Linked DNA regions of Homo sapiens: all the other regions are linked to region 1. A link is a contact called in ENCODE Hi-C or POLR2A ChIA-PET data. All regions are on one chromosome and are shown on one strand. Each heading gives the region's core, a stretch centred on a gene start or an enhancer-like site at or near the end of the contact. The rest is flanking DNA. Distances are from core to core; before and after follow the strand shown.

The links. A loop is a pair of places that touch in the nucleus more often than their neighbours do. ChIA-PET counts read pairs that join two places held with the same protein, here RNA polymerase II (POLR2A). Pooled maps may share reads with other maps.
Region 2: a loop to region 1 is called in a map of PC-9, with 3 times the contacts of the local background. The contact joins two enhancer-like sites. A Hi-C loop is called at or near these places in 7 of 168 maps with a recorded cell type or tissue (B cell, CD4-positive, alpha-beta T cell, PC-9 and 4 more) and 10 of 50 pooled maps. POLR2A ChIA-PET finds 5 or more read pairs at or near these places in 2 of 52 experiments (GM12878 and naive thymus-derived CD4-positive, alpha-beta T cell).
Region 3: a map of sigmoid colon shows a loop between it and region 1 (2.4-fold over the local background). The contact joins two enhancer-like sites. A Hi-C loop is called at or near these places in 1 of 168 maps with a recorded cell type or tissue (sigmoid colon), 2 of 37 single-sample maps with no recorded cell type and 3 of 50 pooled maps.
Region 4: a loop to region 1 is called in a map of chondrocyte, with 5 times the contacts of the local background. The contact joins two enhancer-like sites. A Hi-C loop is called at or near these places in 1 of 168 maps with a recorded cell type or tissue (chondrocyte) and 2 of 50 pooled maps. POLR2A ChIA-PET finds 5 or more read pairs at or near these places in 3 of 52 experiments (GM12878, OCI-LY7 and naive thymus-derived CD4-positive, alpha-beta T cell).
Region 5: a map of GM12878 shows a loop between it and region 1 (2.2-fold over the local background). The contact joins two enhancer-like sites. A Hi-C loop is called at or near these places in 1 of 168 maps with a recorded cell type or tissue (GM12878), 17 of 37 single-sample maps with no recorded cell type and 8 of 50 pooled maps. POLR2A ChIA-PET finds 5 or more read pairs at or near these places in 2 of 52 experiments (GM12878 and WTC11).

Annotation. Positions count from the first base shown.
Region 1 is chr2:11,862,433-11,865,132 of GRCh38, reverse strand. The region is part of intron 4 of LOC105373430 (a long non-coding RNA gene); the gene reads right to left. Among named protein-coding and RNA genes, the nearest start is that of MIR4262, 27 kb to the right of the region's middle. RefSeq lists a silencer at 1,281-1,330 and an enhancer at 1,601-1,650. Within about 2 kb of position 1,317, at least 11 of the 41 ENCODE cell types and tissues checked have a DNase peak (open chromatin) inside an H3K27ac peak, as active enhancers do.
Region 2 is chr2:12,553,839-12,556,538 of GRCh38, reverse strand. All of the region lies in intron 4 of MIR3681HG (MIR3681 host gene), which reads right to left. Among named protein-coding and RNA genes, the nearest start is that of TRIB2, 160 kb to the left of the region's middle. Within about 2 kb of position 1,422, at least 5 of the 41 ENCODE cell types and tissues checked have a DNase peak (open chromatin) inside an H3K27ac peak, as active enhancers do.
Region 3 is chr2:12,587,108-12,589,807 of GRCh38, reverse strand. No RefSeq gene overlaps it. Among named protein-coding and RNA genes, the nearest start is that of TRIB2, 130 kb to the left of the region's middle. Within about 2 kb of position 1,412, at least 8 of the 41 ENCODE cell types and tissues checked have a DNase peak (open chromatin) inside an H3K27ac peak, as active enhancers do.
Region 4 is chr2:12,533,482-12,536,181 of GRCh38, reverse strand. The region is part of intron 4 of MIR3681HG (MIR3681 host gene); the gene reads right to left. Among named protein-coding and RNA genes, the nearest start is that of TRIB2, 180 kb to the left of the region's middle. Within about 2 kb of position 1,426, at least 7 of the 41 ENCODE cell types and tissues checked have a DNase peak (open chromatin) inside an H3K27ac peak, as active enhancers do.
Region 5 is chr2:12,506,240-12,508,939 of GRCh38, reverse strand. The region is part of intron 4 of MIR3681HG (MIR3681 host gene); the gene reads right to left. Among named protein-coding and RNA genes, the nearest start is that of TRIB2, 210 kb to the left of the region's middle. RefSeq lists a silencer at 1,278-1,327. Within about 2 kb of position 1,424, at least 2 of the 41 ENCODE cell types and tissues checked have a DNase peak (open chromatin) inside an H3K27ac peak, as active enhancers do.

The DNA of each region.
Region 1 (2,700 bases), core at 68-2,567:
TTCATTACTCCTACCGAGGTAGTAACTCCTTTCCTTGCCCAGTGATCTATTGGCACATGAACCCAAAATGACCGGGCAGCAACTGCAGCTTTACGTTTAGTGGGCTCTTTACTGTATTCCCTGATGGTATTAATAATTATTTCCCCTCCGGGCACCAAGAGCTTTAGATCCTCAGAGCCTAAAATTGCAGAGACAGACACAAATCCCCACGTGATTGCTCGGGGTGATGGGGAGCAGAGCCACTGCTGCTTCCATTTCGGGGTTCCTGGACCCACCCCTTCCATCTATTCTGCAGCAGGGCTCACTCCAGGGACTACACCTGCTCTGTCTTCTCACTCCCCTTTGCGCAGACTTTGAGAGCAGGGTTCATTTGTATTGCTCTGTGTACATACACTCACTCCCACTGCCCTGCATCAGTAAGGCCACTGATGGAGGAGAAAGGTGCTTTCACATGCCACATATGCCACACCTCTGAGTGGTATGGCTCATTTTCCTCAAGCAAAATATCAGGACCATGGTCCTAATACCTAACACCAGGATGATGGGTCAGGATGTTAAATTGGAGCCAACTCAGGATATCTACAAAAGCAAAATGGCTACTCAATTTGGGTAAAGAGCTGGCAAAGTTAAAAAATATCATAAGCAGTCTATATGTGGTCAGGAAGAAGGGGGACACCGAAGACCAGGATATATAAAGGCTCTGATCCTGGCGGAAATTCAACTTTGGAAATTAGGCTCATTTCTCTGCCAGGCCAGGCTCCCCTTATTTGGAAATCAGGGCAGCGAGATTGTCACCTGGGGTCACAGCAATGCACCAGGTCTCTGTCCCAAGGACCACAGTCTGTCCAGGCTCTGGGAGTGGAGGATGGGCTGGGCAGGGTGTGTGTATGGAATGTGCTAGACAATGGCCAGCTCCCTGGCCACAGCCAACCCTGAATATCCTGCCTTGGCCAGAAGGGTCCTGGAGAGGAAGCAGACACCGAACAATTGGGAAAGGTCTAAAAACCGCAGGAGTCGGCTGAATACAGCCAAGAGGCTGCCCAGTGATGCAATTCATGGGAGACAAAAAAAAAGAAAGAAAGAAAAGGAAAAAAAAAAAAAAAAGAAAGAAAAAAGAGCCCTCCAATCCTACCCAGGAGCATTCATCATTCAGCGTGACCTTCCAGGAATCTGCTGACAGACACAAAGTGTTTTGTGTAACTTTCTGCCTGGGACCTGGAATGACTGACGTGTCCCAGAGAAGGGGCGGAAGGGAGCTGGATGGTGGGGAGACTGGGGGAGGCGGGCAGCCTCGGTTCCCTGCAGGGGATTGTTGGGCACCATCTGCTGGTGGCAAGGGGAACGACACCCCACCTCTGACCCAACAAAGGAAAGCAATGTCTTGGGAAGCAAGTACTGAGGGAGGGCGTCGGGGAGAGGAACACAAACACACTTCTCACCTGCTGAGCCAGAGGCTTCCACAGGTACCTTCTGGTTAGGAAAGAGTTGCTATGCCCATCTTACAGATGGGAAACTGAGGTTCAGGGAGGTGATTAATTTCACCAAGGGTAAGAATGGACGAATTTGTTGCCATTGAATAACCATTCCTTGTTCTGAACTCATTCACAGAGGCTGGAATAGTTCCTGGAACATAAATGCTGGCTGAGTGAATGGCTGAATATGGCTTGAGAAGTAACTTGTGTTTTTGTACTATGCCTGTCTGAACCCAACAAAATAGGAAAAAGTCAATGCAAACCGAGAGTGGTGGCTGCGATTGCAGATGGCTCTCCGGAAACGCCCAGTGCATGACATCCTCCCCGCCTCCTGTTTCATCTGACAAGATTACAAACTACTTCAAAGCCTAGGGTAGGTTTTACTCCTTGTTGACCTCAACCTAGCATTTAGCTGTCCTGGAGGGGCCACAGAAGGAAGAAAGACGATGGAGCTGCATAGGCAGGCACCAGATTTCAAAGAGTCTCAAACCGGTGCAAGGTGACAGGTGACAGGCTACCACTGAAGTTCTGAAGAACCCTTTGCTATTGTGACAGCTTTTCGCCAGCCACCCAGTTGTTTCATGTCTCAGTGGAGGACCCTTATCTTCTCAAAGGTCTAGTGATATTCAGGTACATCAAGCCTTTTCATGCTGAATTCTACCAACATGTCCATCCATCCCGTCCTAATCCCACCCCCCGACACACACACACACACACACACACACACACACATCCTTCCCCCAAACACAGAAACATACCTACACACCAACACTCCTACACACAGGCAAAAACTTCACCAGTCATCAACTGTTACACAGTAAACATCAACATCTCTAAACGCTGAGATAGGTAACATCTTTGAATCCTTGCAATTAATTCCTCCATTATCCATTATTCCTCCATTCTCTCTGACTGGGATGAACATCGCCCTCGGGCAAACTCCCGTTCAACCGTCAAGGCCTATATCCAACATCACCCCACTCTTTGAAACCTTTCCCTACCCCATCACCATTTAGTGTTCCCTTCTCTGACTACCCGGGGAATATGTTTGGAGTTGACAATAACACTTAAAGCATTGTCTTCATGTGTGCATGCTGTTGATGTAAGTAGTAAGAGTTCATTGAATGAATAAATGAACAAATGAACACAGTTTCTTAAAATCCTCTAAGAAAAAGAAAAGGAATTGAGCCAGCTGGAAAGGGAACCTGGCCATCACCAGCCGCTGCAA
Region 2 (2,700 bases), core at 173-2,672, 690 kb before region 1:
GATCGTTTCTGCTATTGATTGTCTTATTTATAGCTAACAAAATGCATACATTAGTTAGGAGAGAGGAATGAAAATAGTCTGTCAATTACTTTTGTGCTCACAAACTATGCTAGACATTTCAAGTTCTTCATTCAAAATTCCATAGCATCTGTTTAAGATAGTAGCTACTTACTTCATCTCACAGGTGTGCCACTAAGGCTTAGAAAGGTGAAGCATCTCGCCAATGTCACATAGGTAGTAACTGGAAGAATCAAAGCTTAATCCAAAGTTGCTTGGCTGCAAACTTATTTTTGGGTTTTCAAATGTGCACTAAAAGCACTGGCTAGGCTGGTTGGGGAGAAACCGAAGAAGAGGAACTCATGTAGAACAGGGAAACTATTGGACCAGCCAAAGCTGCTTAACCTTTTCTGCTGTAATAAAATGTTCAAGGGTACCATGGCCTTAGTCAGCGGCATCTGAATCCACTCTTACGAAGCTGTGATTCTGTGACATGCTTGATAGACACTTATCTGAGTCTATCAATTAAAGCTTCAGCAAACTCTGTCCAGATGTATTTTCATCTATAGTTTTAAGACAAATTATTATTTAATGTCAGTCTTTTTTCCTGTAAATGTGTACACCATGCTAAGTGCTTTACATGCTTAGCATCGGTCAATCTTCACAACAGCTCTGTGCTGTGGCTTGTTATCCTCATCCAACAGATGTGAAAACCAAGGATCCTTCCAAGCTTGCACGGCCAATTTTGGTGGAACCACAATTAAGATGCAAGTTGGTTTAACTCTGAAACCTGTGTTTCTTCATGAAATTGTGCCACGATTTCATTAGGAGAAGCCCTCTTGCAGGCCCCTTTCGTATTTAACGAATAATCCATACTTCATGGTTTCTGCTGCTTTTCTTTTCCTGGAGGATTTTATTAAGAAATCCATTTGTCTTTGCACCCTGGGAGCTGCTTCCTCCTGCTGTCTGACTCAGGCTTTTCAGCCTATTTGCACCTCAAATCCCTCATTAGGGAATCCAGGCTGGGGAGAGTTCTAGGCACAGTTTAAAAGGTTTTGCTCCCCCCACCCTGCCCGCCCACCCCTTCCTATTTTTGCTTTTATTTTTAACTGCACTTCTTTCTGACAGGAACTCTGTTTGTCCTGACTTGAGTCTGATGTTATGAGTCACTGGGGAGATATAATATGCTGATTGCTGAACCAGGTTATTATTTTTTCTTTTTCTATGACTCATTCTCTTCAAAATCTCTAATTTATGATAAAAGTCAGTAAGATGTAAGCACAGAAAATGTTCCTAATGGGCTGTCTTATTAGGTTTGGGCCCACTTTGTCTAGTTTAACTCTTGAGATGAACAATGTAATTCAGTGTCCCCCTTAGAAAGATCTGGGGCCGGTGGGCCATGGCTCCTCCCACACCACTGCCAGGCAGGGCAATGAGCAGTGCTAGGGCTCCACTCATAGGAAGAGTTCAACCTGTGGACCCAGTTGAAAGAAGAGAAAGCTTCTGATGAGATACTACTAGTGCTGCCCACATATGTGCATCACAAGGACATAGAGCCATAAAAACCTATCCTGCTTTACAATGTTTCTAATGAAGGAACATTATAAGTCATCATCCCCTTAAAATGCCACCCCAAAATGGGGCAAACGCATATGCAAAATACAAACATAGCTCACAAGATGACAGTGTAAACTAAGAAAATCTACTCAGACGTAGAAAGAGATGGGGATTTTTTATGATCCACTTTGTTATGTAAACAAAGAGTCAGACTGTTAGACCAGGACAAGATTTTCAAGGTCTCATTCAATGCACGACCACTTTTCATAGCCCCTTGGACAGATGCAGCCAGTAATGGGGAGCTCCCTGTGTTCTCAACTATTTAACCATTTGAAGTTCATTGGTGAATAATTGAACACTTACCCTGTGCCCCGATGTCTCCTAGGAACCAGAGATGCAAATGTGATAATGATGTCTCTAAACTGCCCTGGTCTTAGGAGGACAAACTCCTGACTCTTCTTCAGCAACCCCCGCTGTGTCCCTTCTTAGCCTTGCCCAAGCCTGTTTAACCTGCGCCGGACCCACAGCATGAGGCTGAGGCAGCTTCTAAGCTGCTATAGATGTGGCCTTTAGTCCGCTGGGTTGCTCTTTTGTGTCAGCCTCTGCCTGGTGACACAGCTTGTCAGTGCCACTGCTTGGGATCTGCCGCAGTGCAGCAGCTGGAATGAATCACACGCCTCTTCCAATTTCAGTGGTCTTCTGTTGTTATGGACTGAGTTCTGTCCCCCTAAAATCCGCATGTGGAAGTAGTCGTAACCCAATGTGACTGTATTTAAAGATAGGGTCTTTAAGGAGATAATTAAGCTTATTTAATTTTTTATTCATGTAAGTTTACAGGATATAAGTGTAATTTTTTTGCATGTATAGATTACATAGTGGTCAAGTCAAGGCTTTTAGGGTACCCATTGCCTGAATAGCATACGCTGTACCATTAAGTAATTTCCCATCCTCTACCAATTTAATTAAGTTTAAATGCTGTCAAAAGAGTGGGAAGCTAATCCGATAAGACCTGTGTCCTTATTAAAAGAGGAAGAGACACCAGGAATGTGCAAACAAGGATGAAAGGTCACATAAGGACACAGTGAGAAGGTGACCATCTGCAAGCCAGGAAGAAGCCAACCCTGCTTCACCTTCATCTTCAACTTT
Region 3 (2,700 bases), core at 163-2,662, 720 kb before region 1:
CCCAGAAGGACAGTGGAGATTGGTTGCTCAAATCACCTTATTTTATAGAGATGAAAATTGATGTCTCAGGTGAAAAATTTAATTTTCAACATGAATTTTTCTGACCACCGTGTGTCAAATAGGATGCAAAATGTTGAGGATACAATGATCTCTAACTTCATCTCATTCAGAAGTGGAGACTGTCTATCACGTGCAAGATGCAGGGAACGTTTACTAACTACCACCGAATACAGCAGAGCTGTGAATATAACGACAGCCACAGGTTCCTTGTCAGGAAGTGCAAAATAGGATCACACACACACACACACACACACACAATGTCTCTACAAATAACTAAGGTAGCCAAATAATAAAATATCTACCTTTCAAAATAGCTACACATTTAACATTCAATCATGTGTAAAGTATGTTAATTTTTCTCTGCTCATTTCCTGATGCAAGTTTATTTGAACTCATCCTGTCTCCTCAGTATCATGTCTTCCTTGTCAATCAAAGCGCTCTTTGAGTCACCTAGTGCGCCTAATCTTTATTTAGGTTTGAGAGGCAGATCTTCTTGAATCTTTATAAAAGGTTGTCACTGGAAGTTTTTTCCCAAGTCACAAGTTTCTATTTACTATTCATGATCTTTGCAACATACATCTCTTACCCAATTGCGTTCCTAAAGTGGTTTTGATATCCTTGTTTGTGACAACGTGCAAGAAATGAACTTGGGAGGTCATCACCAACTCCCAATCCCCAGAGAAATAATTACACCTAAATTACATTTCTTTGCCCCCTTTGTTAATAATCCCGTTAAGAGACTTCTATGGAGATCCAATACCAATGTTTACTGAGGTTGCTTCATGTTAATGTCTCTTCTCCAAATACTAATCTGATTTGAAAAGTAAAATATTTGGGAAAGTCCTCTATAGTAGATTTTATATAGAACTAGATATGTTGCAATTCCTTATTCTCAAAATGATGTGTAGTTTTGGGGAAGACAGTTTTCCTTTTAATCTGACCTTTATGGCATAAGTGGAAGGGTAATACAGTAGTCCCTCCATTTCCGTGGGGAATATGTTCTATGGAATATGTTCTAAGACCCCCACTGGATGCCTGAAACTGCAAATGGTACTGAACCCTATACATACTACACTTTTTTCTGTACATACATACCTATGATAAAGTTTAGCTCATAAATTAGGCACAGTAAGAGATTAACAACAATAATAAAATAGAACCTTGATCACAATATGCCAGTTTCACTATTGTTGCACTCTGAGGCCATTATTAAGCGAAACAAGGTTTCCTGCACACAAGTACTGCAATACCAGGACAGTGATTCTGAGAGCTGGGATGGCTACTGAGTGACTCACAGGCCGGGAGCATACGCAGTGTGGATACATTGGACAGAGGGATGAATCAAGTGCTGGGCAGGAGAGAGCAAGGCAGCACAAGGTTTCATCATGCTACTCACAATGGCACACAATTTACAACATGATTTCTTTCTGAGATTTTCCATTTAATGTTTCCAGACTGCAGTTAACCATAGGTAACTGAAAAGTGAAACTGGAAAGTGAAACTGTGGTTAAGGAGGAAGGAGGAAGTACTGTGTGGAAGAGAGTGTGAATGACTTTTTCTAGAAGAAAGGGGATGAGTTAAGAAACTTTCCAAGGAGGAAGTGATACTAGAGGGTGAGTTAGAAGGACCATAGGTCATGGTGTTAAGCAAGTGAAGTTGGAAGCACCCCTCATATAAAGGTACTATGGGGAAATGTTAAGAACCATGGAATATCTGAGATTTTCTTTTCTTTGCAACCAGGCAAGTTAGCTATTGCAGGTTCATGAGTGCCGGCAGAAGAAATGAGACTCCTGGACCAGAGACAAAGGACCATTGTTTACAACACAGACAGCAGCATAAACTTCATGGTTGCATTGGTTCGCCTTGTTCCAACTTCTAATGGAGGCAACACAAAAGTGGACTCAGGTGAATGCTGCATGCACAGGTGTGCATCACAAATGAGGAACTCCAATCTCATGAACTCAAATCTTTTATACTAGATTGCAAGCAAACTTGTGGGAATTTTTTCCCAGAAGGAAGACATTATCTTTCTTTTACCTGGCACTTAACAAACTTACCCTCTACTCTGGAGGATGATGCTATCTATATCTTCCAAGGCTTCTTGCTATACAAACATCCTTGAAAATATAGTTATCTTTTAGTGCTTCTGCTTGCAATACCTTCAGAAATGGGAAAACCCAATGGAGAATTGACTCCCAATAGGAAAAGCAAATATACTTGAAATGACTTACTTGAGGTCACAAAGCCAACCAGGTCTACTCACAGGCTACACAGTGCACATACACTCTACTCCCGGCCTTTCCTGCTGACATCATTCTTCTGTGGGATGATTGGGTCCTCTAGATAGCATGCAAGCCCGAGGAGGCACACAATGAGGGAAGAGCCCATGCAGCAGGCAGACTTCTAAAGTGACCCCCAATGGCCCACATCCTTGTACAATACTTACCCCTTGAGTGTAGGAGCAATAGGAAGGGTATCTCTTCTGTAACTAGATCAGTTATACATCAAAGGTGAAAAGATTTTGAAAATGTAATTAAGGGCCCTAATTAATTGACTTTGAGGTAGTCTAAGAGAGATTATCCTGAGTGAGTCTGATATAATCAGGCGAGCCATTTAAAACAGGTGCCTTGTTGTGGAAAG
Region 4 (2,700 bases), core at 177-2,676, 670 kb before region 1:
CAAAAATTGGCCTGCTATTTACCAAACCCACTCTCTTTTTCTCCTGAGCACACAACTAGGAGACATTTTCAATGTTCCCTGAAGTTAGGTGAGGTTACATGACTGAGTCCCGGCCAATGAGATGTGTACAGAAGTGGCAAGTGCTACTTCCATGGTGGTCCACAATAGTCGATTACATGTCATTTCCTATGCTCTTTCCTTTAGTTTCAGATTCACCCAGATGCCTTGGATAATTTGTTTTGGAAAACATATATTGAAGATATCAGAGCCACAGTATGACAGAAGACTAGGTCCCAGAATCACAACTGGAAGGAAAGTCATGCACTAATGAAGAAAACAATTCTTAAGGCTTATATGAGCTGAAAACAAACTTCTGTCATGTTGCTGCCTTTATCCATTTTTAAAAGATGTTTGTCATCAGTAGTGCTACTCTAATAAAATACATCATGAGCACAATAACTTAAACTGGTCTCATTATAAATCCTAGATCTCCTATCATCACAGTTTAAATCCAGACTACTGGTGTGGAAAGGTATATAAATGCCTTCCAGAATCTGAAAGGCATAATTTTGTTCACTTATTTCAGGTTTTACTAAGGATTCCATACCCTTGGCTTCTGTTGAATTATTTCATACACACTATTTTGTAAAGTAGATAGAAGATGTGCCTAGGATTTAGGGTTTTTAATGTCTTTCCATCTTCCCAGGATGCCTATATAGTAATCATTTAAAATACAAGACAATCCAATAAGATGACATGAAGCTTTCCATGAACTCGAAGAACCAATGAGAATAGATCTCTCTAAAATATTGGTGAACAAATGAATACTTGCCAGAGTCAGAACAATGAATTTTAATTGAATTATTGCACCCACCAGGCATTCCAGAGCCAAAGCACTTTTCCTTTTTTAAGTAACAATTTTGTCTTTTAAAAAGTGTATTTCTAGCTTGACATAAGCATGACTTTTTCTTTCATGTGTCATGTATAAATGGAGCAATTTATTTTCTTTGGACTCACAGAGTAAATCCTCATCTTTGCTTGTGCTGATGGGGTGCAGGCATGTGTGGGAGGAATTCTATGAATGTGGAGCTTTTCCCGTGGGTGCAGAGAGAGTTTGATGGGAGCTGATGAGGTGTGTGTGTGTTCTTCAGACTTATCAACCACCACATGATGCTGGAAGATGAGCCAGTGAATTTGTGGGTGTTGAGCTTGTTGGATATTCTGGATGCAGGTTTTTTTTTTTAATTTACTATTTAATAAAACCCAGCTGACAAGCTTTTTTTGTAAATCATGTTTATGAGATATGAGTCAGTGATGACATATGCATAAGCGATTCCAATGAAAGGAAAACCTTTAAGGCAAGTAGTCCTTGGTTTTGTGGGAAGCTTAGCCAAGCATGTTGCTCTAGCCTCTGGGGTGAATTCTTTCCTAGCTACAGTGAGACGAGAAAATCTTCAGAGCACATTCCAAGATGGGGCTTTTTTTTTTTTTTTCTGTGAGAAGGTGAAGACAGAGACCAGTTTGGTTTGGTGGTTGTCATTCCGACTTCCCACACTGTCATAACTAGGACATGGCTGTGAAAGAACAGCTTGAAGATGAAGCAAACCCTGTTCTAGTAGCCGGGGAGCCTTTGTTTAGTTTTAGTTTAGTTTTTTGTTGTTGTCGAAGCTTTTGAAAGTCTTCTCTGAAAGTGGTTCTGTGTAGTAGGGGGGAGAGACAACTTTGTTGTTTTCTAAGAAACAAACAAAAAACCTGCTTCTTTGAATCTCCCAAATGCAAAAGCAAAGATACTTTCCTTGTACCTTCCTCCAATTCCTGCCACGCATGTTTGGGTCTCATCAGACTTCTTTCCTTACTGTGCCATCCAACGAAATGTCATGGTCCTTGAATGGCTTTATTAAATATCAGATGGCAAATACGTATGCAGTCATGAGGCACAGGAAATAGCAAACCATCCTGATATCCTCTAAATAAGCTGAACATTTCACTTGAGGGAAGGTATTGCAGATATTCCAGATTGAGGAAGAGAACACACCCTCTATAAATTGAAACCTTTCATTACAGTTTTTTAAAATCTCATATTTTCATTAGGAACTGGAAATAAGATCAATTTTCTCTTGGGAACTATATTGAAAAATATAAAGAGACAAATATAACCCAGGCAGAGAGGAATTGATGGGCACTCAAGTAGGAAATTTTTTTTAAATAAAAACTTACCTGCCCATGGTATGGTTAAGCTTGACTCAACTGCAAAATGATTTTTGTCATTGTTAGATGCCATAAGGTATTATATTAGCAGCCTAACCTACATGAGAGATTGTATGACTCAGGAGTTCAAACAGATCATCAATATTATGGCTAGAACCAAGGTTTTTAACAGTTCAGGCTACTTTCAGGAAAACTCTTTCCAAGTGTCATATGTATAAAATGTTTGGAATTCTTATTTAATGCATTCTATTATTTAGAGGGCTTGCTTCTATTATTCAGGGGCTGAATAGTGCTTTGACTTAGTTATCTACAAAATGCAACTTAAAATACAAAGGAGGGAGAGAAAGACAGACTTCTGTCAGAGGTATCCTCTGCAGTAAAACCTTTGTATTTTACTTCCTAGAAGAGCCCAGGTCTTGATCTGAAGGATCTTGAACTGCCCCAGGCATGACTGTGTGACAAAGCAGTATATTAAAACAGTTGAGCATAACC
Region 5 (2,700 bases), core at 175-2,674, 640 kb before region 1:
TGTTTGGTTGATAGGTGCAGCAAACCACCATGGCACAATTTACCTCTGTAAACCTGCGCACCCTACACATGTACTCCAGAACTTAAACAAAGAAAGAAGAAGGAACAGATTTTTTTTAAAAAGGGAAAGATATGCAGGACACGCTCAGACATGTTTACGTATGTGTAACTGGAGTCTTAGAAGGATGAGAGGAAACAGATTAGAGCAATATTCAAACAGATGATGGCTAAGGATTTTCCAAAATTGATAAAAGACAGTCCGAATATTCAGGAAGCTCATCACCTTTAAGCTACAAAAATACAAAGAAAATTAATCATCATCTAGAATTTAATGGTCAATTAAAATATTCCTGAAGCATATAGATAAAATAAAGATGTTTTTGGTAAACAAAAGCTGGAAAAGTGTATCACCTTACAGAAGGAAAATAGTTATTGATGGAAACATGAAAATGTATGAGGGAATGAAGAACACAGGAAAGGGTAACTATGGAGGTAGAGGAATTAATATTGGCTATAAAAAATGCAATAACTTGAATGTCCTGGGAATTCCAATGAAAAGGCCTAACAGTCACTATTATTCAAGGCAAGAGTGTGCAAAGGACATTAAAGTGCCCTAAGTCTCTAGCAGGAGTATGAAAGTAGTAAAAGTAATAATTTGTGTTAGACAGCGATATCTCAAGATGCATGGTATAATATCTAGGTATCCACTAAAAGAATAGCAAAGGAATGCATAATGAACAAGTTAGCAAGAGTAATTTCCTAAAGTTAGATGGAATAAAACTGTGGATAAATAAACACCTTTGTCAGAAGTGAGATTAGGGAAGTCACACTCTGCTAAGACAATGAGCACCCATGAAGAAAGGAGTTCACATTGTTCTGTAAACCTAAACACACTAACAGAACCAATGAGCACAGAAACTCAACTGGCCCCCACTGATGCTCCGTTAAGCAAAGTACTTCTCGTTTCAATGATCCAGAATGATCTTTTAATTCAAGGTGAAGGTGCCGTTACTCTCATGACAAGGATTTTTATTTCAGCTGTAATTAGAAGGGTCAGGCCAGATAAAATCTGTGTTCTCTGAGGACAACTTGAAAAGTGAAAAAAGGAATATAGGATTAATGAAAGATTCACAAGATTAAAATTGGGATTGAAAATTTGAGAGACTCTTCCCAGATCTGAAAACAGGTACTCTAACTACTCTAACCCTTCTCCCTTTTCCCCCAAAGTCACATTTTGGGGAATGGTTGCGCATCTTGTCTCTGGAAATCCTTCACCTGGCTCATAAATTCATTGATGATTCAGTGAAGTTGAGCACACGAAATCTTCTAAGGTCAGACTCATGGTTTCCTTTCAGGCTCATTAGCCTTTAATTGCGAAACCAATGCATCTGCTAACCACAAAGACATGGTTGGTGCACGCTGGAGACAGTAAAAGCTTAGTGCCATTGCTTCTGAGAGGCGGCTGTGGGCCCGGGGGCACAGTTTATGTGGGAGGGTGCCAGATGATGAAGCATCACTTTTGTGGCTTCTGAGCAGTGTAGCTCCTGCAGAAAGCATTGACTCTTCCCCCAAGGCCATTCTTCTGTATCTATTTGGCTGGCGGTCAAGGTCAGGCTTTCTTCAAAGTAGTGCAATGTGTAGTTACCAACAATTTTAAAGACGCCATAAAGACCCCCTGCCAAAAAGGGACACCCTTGCTGCCATACTAGAATGCCACGAATCCATGTCATTTGCCACTCCATTAACTCAGATCATTGAAAGGTTTTGTATTAGTGTAACCTGCAGACTTGTTCTCTAGTAGGGCAGTGTAATTAGGACCTCTTCAAAATAAGACCTTACTACTGAGAAATTTAATGAAGCAAGGCTCCTTTAAAGTTAAATCACACAAGCATCATCTCCTCATGTTCTCTGGTCTCCTGGACCCTGGTCAGGAAGCAGTGTTCTCCCAGCAGCTGTGAGTAACATTCTACCAGCATGTGCTGGGCTGCAGTTGTCTATTTATCTGCCTCTCTTATTAGATTGTGAACTTTCTGAAGGTAGTGATTTTACACATATCTCTGAATACTTAGGCTCAGGACCCGGCACTAAGAGAGTACTTTGAAAATGACTAACAGAAGAAGAGAGGGAGAGGGAATGAAGGAGAGAAAGGAAATTTGAATGGTTCAGTAAGTGTTCTTAGTTTCCTTAGCAAAACAGCATTTTCATTTTTTCTTTTTTAGTAAAGACGGAAGAAAGATCAGATGGATACAGTGACCAAAAAGCAAGTTTGGAAAAACCAGTGTTTGAACTATTGCTCAGTTACTTCTCCTGAAGGCTGCAAGGCAAGAATCTGAAATCCTTTATATGATTTTCAAATTTTTTGCAATCTGTGTCCAAACTCTGAAATTTTCAAATTCAATTCAAATTTATCTTCTACCATTCTTTATCATCACACTCCTAAGCAACATCCAAGCTAAAATTGTTCTTATTATCTGGTCCTTGTGATGGGTACAGAATTTTGCTTCTGCCTGTAATGCGTTCTCATTGGGAATAATTATTTATCCTTCAAAATTTATCTGAAAAATTGTTTCTACTTTGAAGCTATCCCCAGGCACAACTGCTTTTATTCTCCCTTTGTTCCCATTACTCTGTGTGCTCACATTTGTTACAACACTTGTCGGCCTCATTTTTAATCACTTGTCTTCCTGGCTTCTCAACTAGA